Regions from separate parts of the Homo sapiens genome. Here region 1 is linked to region 2. A link is a contact called in ENCODE Hi-C or POLR2A ChIA-PET data. All regions are on one chromosome and are shown on one strand. The core of a region is the stretch at or near the end of the contact, and the rest is flanking DNA. Distances in the headings are between cores, read along the strand shown.

What was found. Hi-C counts contacts between places; a loop is a spot of excess contacts on that map. ChIA-PET counts read pairs that join two places held with the same protein, here RNA polymerase II (POLR2A). Pooled maps may share reads with other maps.
Region 1: a pooled map shows a loop between it and region 2 (1.9-fold over the local background). The contact joins two enhancer-like sites. A Hi-C loop is called at or near these places in 1 of 50 pooled maps. POLR2A ChIA-PET finds 5 or more read pairs at or near these places in 2 of 52 experiments (IMR-90 and activated T-cell).

Annotation. Positions count from the first base shown.
Region 1 is chr4:76,730,892-76,734,942 of GRCh38, forward strand. It overlaps SHROOM3 (shroom family member 3), which reads left to right. Exons shown (of 11, transcript NM_020859.4): 4 at 1-44. All of the region lies in intron 2 of SHROOM3-AS1 (SHROOM3 antisense RNA 1), which reads right to left. Among named protein-coding and RNA genes, the nearest start is that of SHROOM3-AS1, 70 kb to the right of the region's middle. Within about 2 kb of position 2,705, at least 2 of the 41 ENCODE cell types and tissues checked have a DNase peak (open chromatin) inside an H3K27ac peak, as active enhancers do.
Region 2 is chr4:76,561,213-76,564,970 of GRCh38, forward strand. All of the region lies in intron 2 of SHROOM3 (shroom family member 3), which reads left to right. Among named protein-coding and RNA genes, the nearest start is that of MIR4450, 10 kb to the right of the region's middle. Within about 2 kb of position 2,384, at least 7 of the 41 ENCODE cell types and tissues checked have a DNase peak (open chromatin) inside an H3K27ac peak, as active enhancers do.

The DNA.
Region 1 (4,051 bases), core at 1,455-3,954, 170 kb after region 2:
CAGGGTATGATCGGCCCTCCTTGGCACCAAAGCTACCATTCCAGGTAAGTGGCTATAGCTGAGACTGAAGGGTTTCTTTCTTTCTAATGTCATGTTCCCAGAAAAGAATGTTTTCTTCTCTGTTTTGAGAATGTTTTTTCTTATACTCACACTAAATATTAAATCTCTATCCACTGCTTTTCTCATCCTCTTATAGTGCTTGACGTGTATATGAGTTACCTTTATATGCTTGGCTAGATCAACTTGAAGATCAGAATTATTTGAAGCACTGGCTGGCCATTTGAGATATTTATGGGGTCCATCAATTCTCAGACATTTCTCCACTGATAGCACTATATTAGAAAAATTGAGATTTTTCTTCCTTCAGTGCTTAAGTGTGCTTTCTGCCTTAGTCAAAACCGTATCCATTTTTATTCCTGTGTTTGAACTCCCCATTTGGTTTTGCTCTTTCAATTAAGGTAATTTGTCCATCTTAGCTCCAACGGCACAACTAATGTACTGAGGACCACTCAGTGTATACATTATCTCATGTAGTGACTCATAGACTTCTTTAAAACAGATACAGTAGTATTAACCCCATTTTGCAGAATAGGAAATTGAAGCTTGCGGCTGGGTGCAGTGGCTTATGCCTGTAATCCCAGCACTTTGGGAGGCCAAGGAGGGCGGATCACCTGAGGTCAGGAGTTCAAGACCAGCCTGGCCAACACGGTGAAACCCTGTCTCTACTAAAAATACAAAAATTAGCCAGGTGTGGTGGCATGAACCTGTAATCCCAGCTACTCGGGAGGCTGAGGCAGAAGAATCGCTTGAACCCGGGAGGTGGAGGTTGCAGTGAGCTCAGATCACGCCACTGCACTCCAACCTGGGTGACAGAGTAAGACTTCATCTCAAAAAAAAAACAAACAAACAAACAAACAGAAATTTAAGCTTGGAAAGATTAGTTTGTCCAAGCTCAAACAACTGATCAGTACCCAAGTCAAGACAAATCCAAGCCAGGTTTCAAAGCTGCTGCATGTAATCAGTAGGTTATACTTCCTCTGCTTTTCTAGCTACTGTTTGTTGTATGGGTCAAGGTTTGGTCAGGAAGAAGGAGAGCCCTCACAAGTGGTTTAGGAGAGGGGTTATAGAACGAGGGAGCACAGCCTGACCACCATCACACATTAGAGAGAGAACTAAGCCAGGACTCCCCTCCACTTCAGACTTGGAACCCCTACAAACTGGAATCTATCTTCTGATCCCAGGGAGTTAGACTCCGTAGCTTATCACTTTTGGGAAATGCTTAGATAGCGCTAATGTAGCGAGGTCAGGAAAATAAGGGTCACTTAGTCCTTACATACAAAGGAGACGCAAGTGTTGGTATGTGTGTGCATGTGTGTTGGGGGGAGGAGGGGAGGCTGGAAGCTTCTGGAAGGATTACTTAATGAACAGATGGTAGCTATGCATTTGGCAAGGCCAGAACTCAGTCACAGCCCTTAATACTCATGTCTGGTCAAGTCAAGGGCCAAATCCTAGACCTCTCACTGATGAACAGTAGCTCATGGAATTGAACAGGACAAACCTCTCTCAGCATATCAGGGTAGGATTCAGGCCACAGGAAGAGATAATGTCCTGGTTCCTTCCTGGTTACAGATGCTCCTCTCCCTTGCCCATGTCCTTCCCAATCACCCTGAAAGAAATTATTCTCACCGTCTGAGCCATCTGTTCTCAGAGAGCAGGTTTCCTAGCAGTGTCTCCTGACCCTTGACAAAGCCAGACTACTTTTGCTTTACAGGCATGGAGGTGTTGAGGGCCTTTAGAAGGTAAGGTGTGTGGAGCCTAACAATGAAGGAAGAATAGCATAGTGGTAAGGGACTGGGCCTTTAAGTCAGACCTAGGTTTAAATCTCCCCTTACCCCTACGGTGTAAGCTTGAGCAAATCATTTAACCTTTGATCTTGGCTTCCTTTTCTGTAAAATAACTAGTACCTACATCATTGGATTGTTGTGAGGATTATATAAAATAGCATATGTGCAATTCTTAGTACATAGTAAGCACTCAATGAATGATGACTGATTATAATAATTAAGCTGAAGACTTCAGGACACCATGAAACCTGGTACTGAACTTGAGGGTGAATGGCCAGCACACACTTATAAATGCAGGTGGGTATGTATTAACAGAGTGCCCTTCAACAGTGGGGTCCTTTGAGCATCCTTACTCCTAACCTTCTTATGAAGCCCTAAATCCAAAGCCACACTGTGACTTAAAAAATGTGCTGGCCCTTCAGCAGAGATAAGCACTGCAATCAGTACTTAGAATGACTGCTTACAGTAACTATGGTGAGCTCCAGTAGGCCTCAGGGGAATGGGGCCGTCAGCACCAGAAGTACAGTATTTTCAAGGCTTTGCTTCTGCACCTCCTCCTTCCTCCTCTGCATCCCAGCCTCCAGAGGGGCTTAGGCAGGTGGATCTGCCCTTGTGCTGTATCTACCACTCTGTCTCTCTGATTGAAGCTTCAAAATTGTTCCTCCTGACATAAGGACCATCAGCACAAAAGCACTGCATGGGGACAAAAGGAGAAAGGAAAGTTCAAATAACTCAAAATGTTACAGGCGTGTGCATTCTCTCCTGCTGCAGCACAAACCACCCTGTGGTGCAGCACAAACAAACCATGCCTGAGGCTTGCAGCTTTGGCAGAGGGCTTGACCCCCATGCTGAGTTCCACCTGTGGGATCTGATCTTGGCAGCGGCAGGTGGAGAGGTGCCCCAGGTGTGTTTCTGAGGAGCACAGTGGCATCTAGTGGTCCAGTGTGCCACATCAGTTGGCTGGTATCTCTCTGACAGCCTTAGTTTAAGTTCCAGAAACCAATCTCAGTCCTGAATTTATGGATCTGTTTCTTGTTAAGAAGCAGGCGTAAGAGGGGGTGAGAGGATGAGGGAGAGACAGGAGTGAGGTGAGAGAGAGAGAGAAAGAGAAGTATGGAGAGACTGAAGATGTGTAATTTAACTGTGAGCTAGGTTGGATTTGGAATTTCACTGAAATTGTATTTCAGCTGCTTTCTGTCAGACCCTTGACACTCTGTTTTTGCTGCCCTATGGAAATCTCACCCAGTGGTTCTAAAGTACTAAAGTACTTTAGAAGAGACTGAAAAGTTATGTAGTCTAGCCCCCTGACAAGAGGCTGAAATAGCAGTATCAAATCAGTGATTCATTCATTCAACAAATCTGTATGAGCATCCACTATGTCTCAGATGCTTTGTAGGTATTGGGAGTACAGTGGTGAACAAGGCATAAAAAGCCCCCTGCACCACAATTATTTGTTTCCCAAAATGTGTTCCGTGGAATAACAATCCACTAGATACTTCTTAGAAAAAAAAGTTTCTGAGATCAAGTAAGTTTAGAAAACATCTCTTAGTTAAATTATATATTTCTCTTTTAGAACAACACATGAAAAATGGTTTGGGAGAACAATAGTTTATAAAAGACTCAGAAATCTTGCAGTAAATAAAATTGTTTAGCTTATTTAGCTCAATATTTTCCAAACATATTTAATCATCTAAGGAATTAGTGTTCTGTGAGCACACTTTAGGAAATGTTTTCATACACTTATTTTGTGCTCTATGTTTTAAATATTTTAAAAATACTTTTTTTTTTTTTTTTGAGATGGGTCTCACTGTGTTGCCCAGGCTGGGGTGCAGTGATGCGATCAAGGCTAACTCCAACATTGACATTCTGGGCTCAAGCGATCCTCCCGCCTCAGCCTCCCAAAGTGCTGGGATTACAGGCGTGAGCCACCGTACCTGGTAGATACCTGTGTTTAAAAGTATTTTAAACACACAAAATAGAATGATATTATAAAAATACATACATCTACCACAGAATTAAAAAGCATTTTATGTTCACTTCAGTTCTTTAAATATTATAGATACAGTCAAAGTCTCTTTCACATAACCAAAGGGATATGATATAATGTCAAGTAGTGGTAAGTGCTGTGAAGAAAATAAAGCAGGGTAACAGGCATAAAGGAGAGAAGAGATGCTCTTTAGTTAGTTCCAGGAGGTCCTCTCTGAATG
Region 2 (3,758 bases), core at 1,134-3,633:
TCTATGAGTTGATGTGTTGGAAGGAAACAATTCTTTTTTATTTGGCTGAATATACGTGTTTAGTAGTACTAGTAGTAGTAGTATCAGTGGTAGATCACATTTTGCTGGGAAAAGAGAGATTGAGGAGAAAGCAGCATTGAAAAAGTAAAAAACAATAAACATCTGCCTAAAATATGTATATGCCAGGCTATATGACTTGCCCATGTAGAGGTGGCTAGCGTGAGAATCTAGGCTAGAGTGAGAATCTAGGTCTTAAGACTTTCAGCCCTTGAGTCTCTGCCTGGAGGTAGAAATGAGGGAAATGCATCCAAAAATAGGTAAGGACTTGTCCAAGGCCACATACTAGTGGCCAAAATAAGAGTCTAGTTCTTCGAGGATGTAAGTCTTAGGGACTTTTGGCCCCTCAAGCAGTGAAATCATGAACTAGTGCTTTCTATTCCACTGCCTCCTCCTTTTAGAAATATCTGTGATGCTAAAAAAAAAAAAAAAAAAAAAGAGAGAGAGACAAAAGACAAGGCCGGGCATGGTGGCTCACGTCTGTAATCCCAGCACTTTGGAAGGCAAAGGCAGGCAGGTCACCTGAGGTCAGGAGTTCGAGACCAGCCTGGCTAACATGGTGAAACCCCGTTTCTATTAAAAATACAAAAAATTGTCCAGGAGAGGTGGCGTGCCCCTGTAATCCCAGCTACTCGGGAGGCTGAAGCAGAAGAATCGCTTGAACCTGGGAGGCGGAGGTTACGGTGAGCCAAGATCCCGCCATTGCACTCCAGCTTGGGCAACAAGAGCGAAACTCTGTCTCAAAAAACAAAACAAAAAAAACCCTCAAAACAATAAAAAAACAAAGAAGCTTATGTTTGATTCATCTAAGAAAACATTTTGAATGAAGAGGTGATTCCCCATTGACCTTGAACTTCCTTTGGGAAGGAAATGCACCGGACTACTTTGGATGCCCAGCAGACTTGAGTCTCTGCAGCAGCCTCTGGAAATGAAACTCTGGGCTGCATTAGTGGCTGCTTCCTCCCTCCTAACAAAAATGGTGATGAAATTAAGTTCACCAAGACCCTTGGGCCCACACTCCCCCGAATTCACCGTCCCATGTTTCTGAGGGTTAACAGAATAGTTTCTTTTTATAAACTAGTGAGATGACATTATTAGAATGGAATGGGATGGTTGGCTGACACACTTGCTACCTCAGTGTCAGATTTCTGTGACCTTATATTTCTAGATTGAATTGCAAGACTGTAACTCACCCAGGATTTGCAAGTCAATGATCTTAAAAGAAATACTTTGTAATGAACTTTTTTAAGTCCTCTGAAAGGATACAAAATTAACTCTATTAGCTATTAATAAAAAGGGTTGTGCAAATCAGTGCCTTTTCCAGCTCATGGTTACAGTTTATAAAAGAAAATAATTTCTTGGAATATTTTCACTACCACCTCCTCACTTCCTTCACACTGTTTTGCCACCTCTCCACCCCCTCACCTGCCTGACTCTATTTCCTGAAAAAGCATCTACATTCTTAAAGCAGTTTGAGATTAACCACCTGATGTCTCTTTCTGACTCTTTTAAAGCAGTTTAAAGAAGCAATTTATTAAAAGCTTTAAAAGCAAATGGAACAGAACTCCCTATTTTTAAGGCAATAAAGTTGACAGGAAGGGTTGAAACTTTTCTAGAACATAAAAAGCATATTTTTTTCTTATAAATTGACAATCTGCAAGCCAGATTGTGTAGCACGAAGGTGCCAATTCTCAGATATGAAATTGCAAACAGCATGAGGAAGACATTATATCATCTGGATTCCAGTCTCAGTTCTGCTGTGGTCTGGCCATCATACCACGGTGCTACTCAATCTCTCTAAGACTAAATTTCTTCTTAAAATGGAGGAGAACAGTTCCATACTGAGTTGCTATAAGGATGAAATAAGATAGTATATATAAAATGTTTCATCATAGTAAAATATTAATCTTTATTTCATAAGGAGCTTCTATTGTACAGTCTCATGAAAAGTTACCTGACCACATTCTCTGATGATTGCTCTATTTAATGGCACTGATTTGACTCATTTTTGTAAATGAGAACACATAGGTTTTAAAGCTTCTGATTATAACCTTTCTGCTAAGAGGAAATGTGGCTTTAAAGGACAGTACCAACTAGGCCCAAGTTCAGAATGGGATTTTGTAAAAAAGGCCATATTCTCTGGCGAACGTAAGTTGAAAGAGTTCTAACTTTGAACCATGTTGAAGCTCATTGGTGGAAGGTTGAGCTCCAGGAGAGGAAGCTCGGATTGCAGGAAGGGGCTCTCTACGCAAGTGTATTTGCACCATCTGGTGTTTTTTTGTTCCAAGGACTGGTCAGGTTATATAGGCACATGTGACCCAGGCTGAGCAATTTGAAAACATAATGTTCTTTAGACAGCACAATATGCTGCCTCTGGGAAAGTTATGACATCAAAAGATAACTATCAAGTGGGCAGGCAGTGGGAGGTGAGGACAAACAGAAAAGGTGCAGTGACCTTTTTATAGGCAATTGCAAAACTGGTCTTGAAGCTCAAGGAACTCACCTCTGTGCATAAAAGTGTGGCTTCCTCTACCTCTCCTGGACACAGAAGACAAATGAGAAATATTTCTGTGCCATGGTAAGTTCCAAGAACTGACTTTCAAGACACAAAAAAAGGCCCGATGCTGTGCTCTGTGGTTAACTCCTGTATGAAGGGGCAGGAAGGCAGTGTGTCCCCACCACGTGCCACAGGAGGAAAGCACAGGAGCTGAAGTGGCAGCCAGCATGGCAGGCAGTACCACTCTATGGTTCTGTGTTAGGAGCGTCTCGTGTCTGAAATGTTACCTCTCACCTCCACATGTCTCCTGAAGAGCTGTGACCACCCTCCCATGCCCCGCTCTGCTCTCCCTTCATTACTTCACTCATCCTGGTCATCTGCTCTTTGAAGTTCTTAATTTGGGCAAAGGGCTGGCAGATGCCTGGGACATGAGTACAAATCCCAAACTGCACTTCCGTTTGCACCCAGGATGAGACTTCCCTAGAGGGGAGATCAGTATAACTGAGAACTGTGGTAACTTACCCTTCTAAACATTTTTTCCACTTGAGCAAGTGGTTGAGAGGAGAGGAAGGAGGCAGCTGCAGTGGCCTCTGACCCCCAGAAACTTTTCCAAGAGGCCTGGCATCATGGAAATTTGCTCAGTATGCTTTGAGGAGGTATTTCAATCCTGCTGGGACCATTCTCAGAGCAGTTTTCGGCTTCTTTGGACTTCTAGGCTTGAATGTCACTGTATAGAAGTATAGTATTTTATTTCCTAACCAGTTGTTCCTTCCCATGGAAAATTCATGTAACACATTATTAGGTTTCCTGAGAGGTATGCAATAAGACTCCCTTACTGTAATGAGGAAGGGGACATCTTTTTCCCCCGTAGCACATAATGATAACTGCTATTTTTATTCAATGGGTTACATATGCTTACTGGCTATGCACTAAACACTAGCTTCATACAAAGGAATGTTCTATTGTTCCTAGTGAAGGAGGTTTGATGATAAAAGACCACATTTCATTCTTGGGCTAGCACAGCTTTACTTCAGACAAATGTATTCCAGACAGGAGCCAACCTTCTATACCATTAAAGAATTAATGAATGCACCATTAAAGAATGGCACTCAAGGCTGGGTGCGGTGGCTCATGCCTGTAATCCCAGCACTTTGGGAGGCTGAGGCTGGCAGATTATGAGGTCAGGAGTTCGAGACCAGCCTGG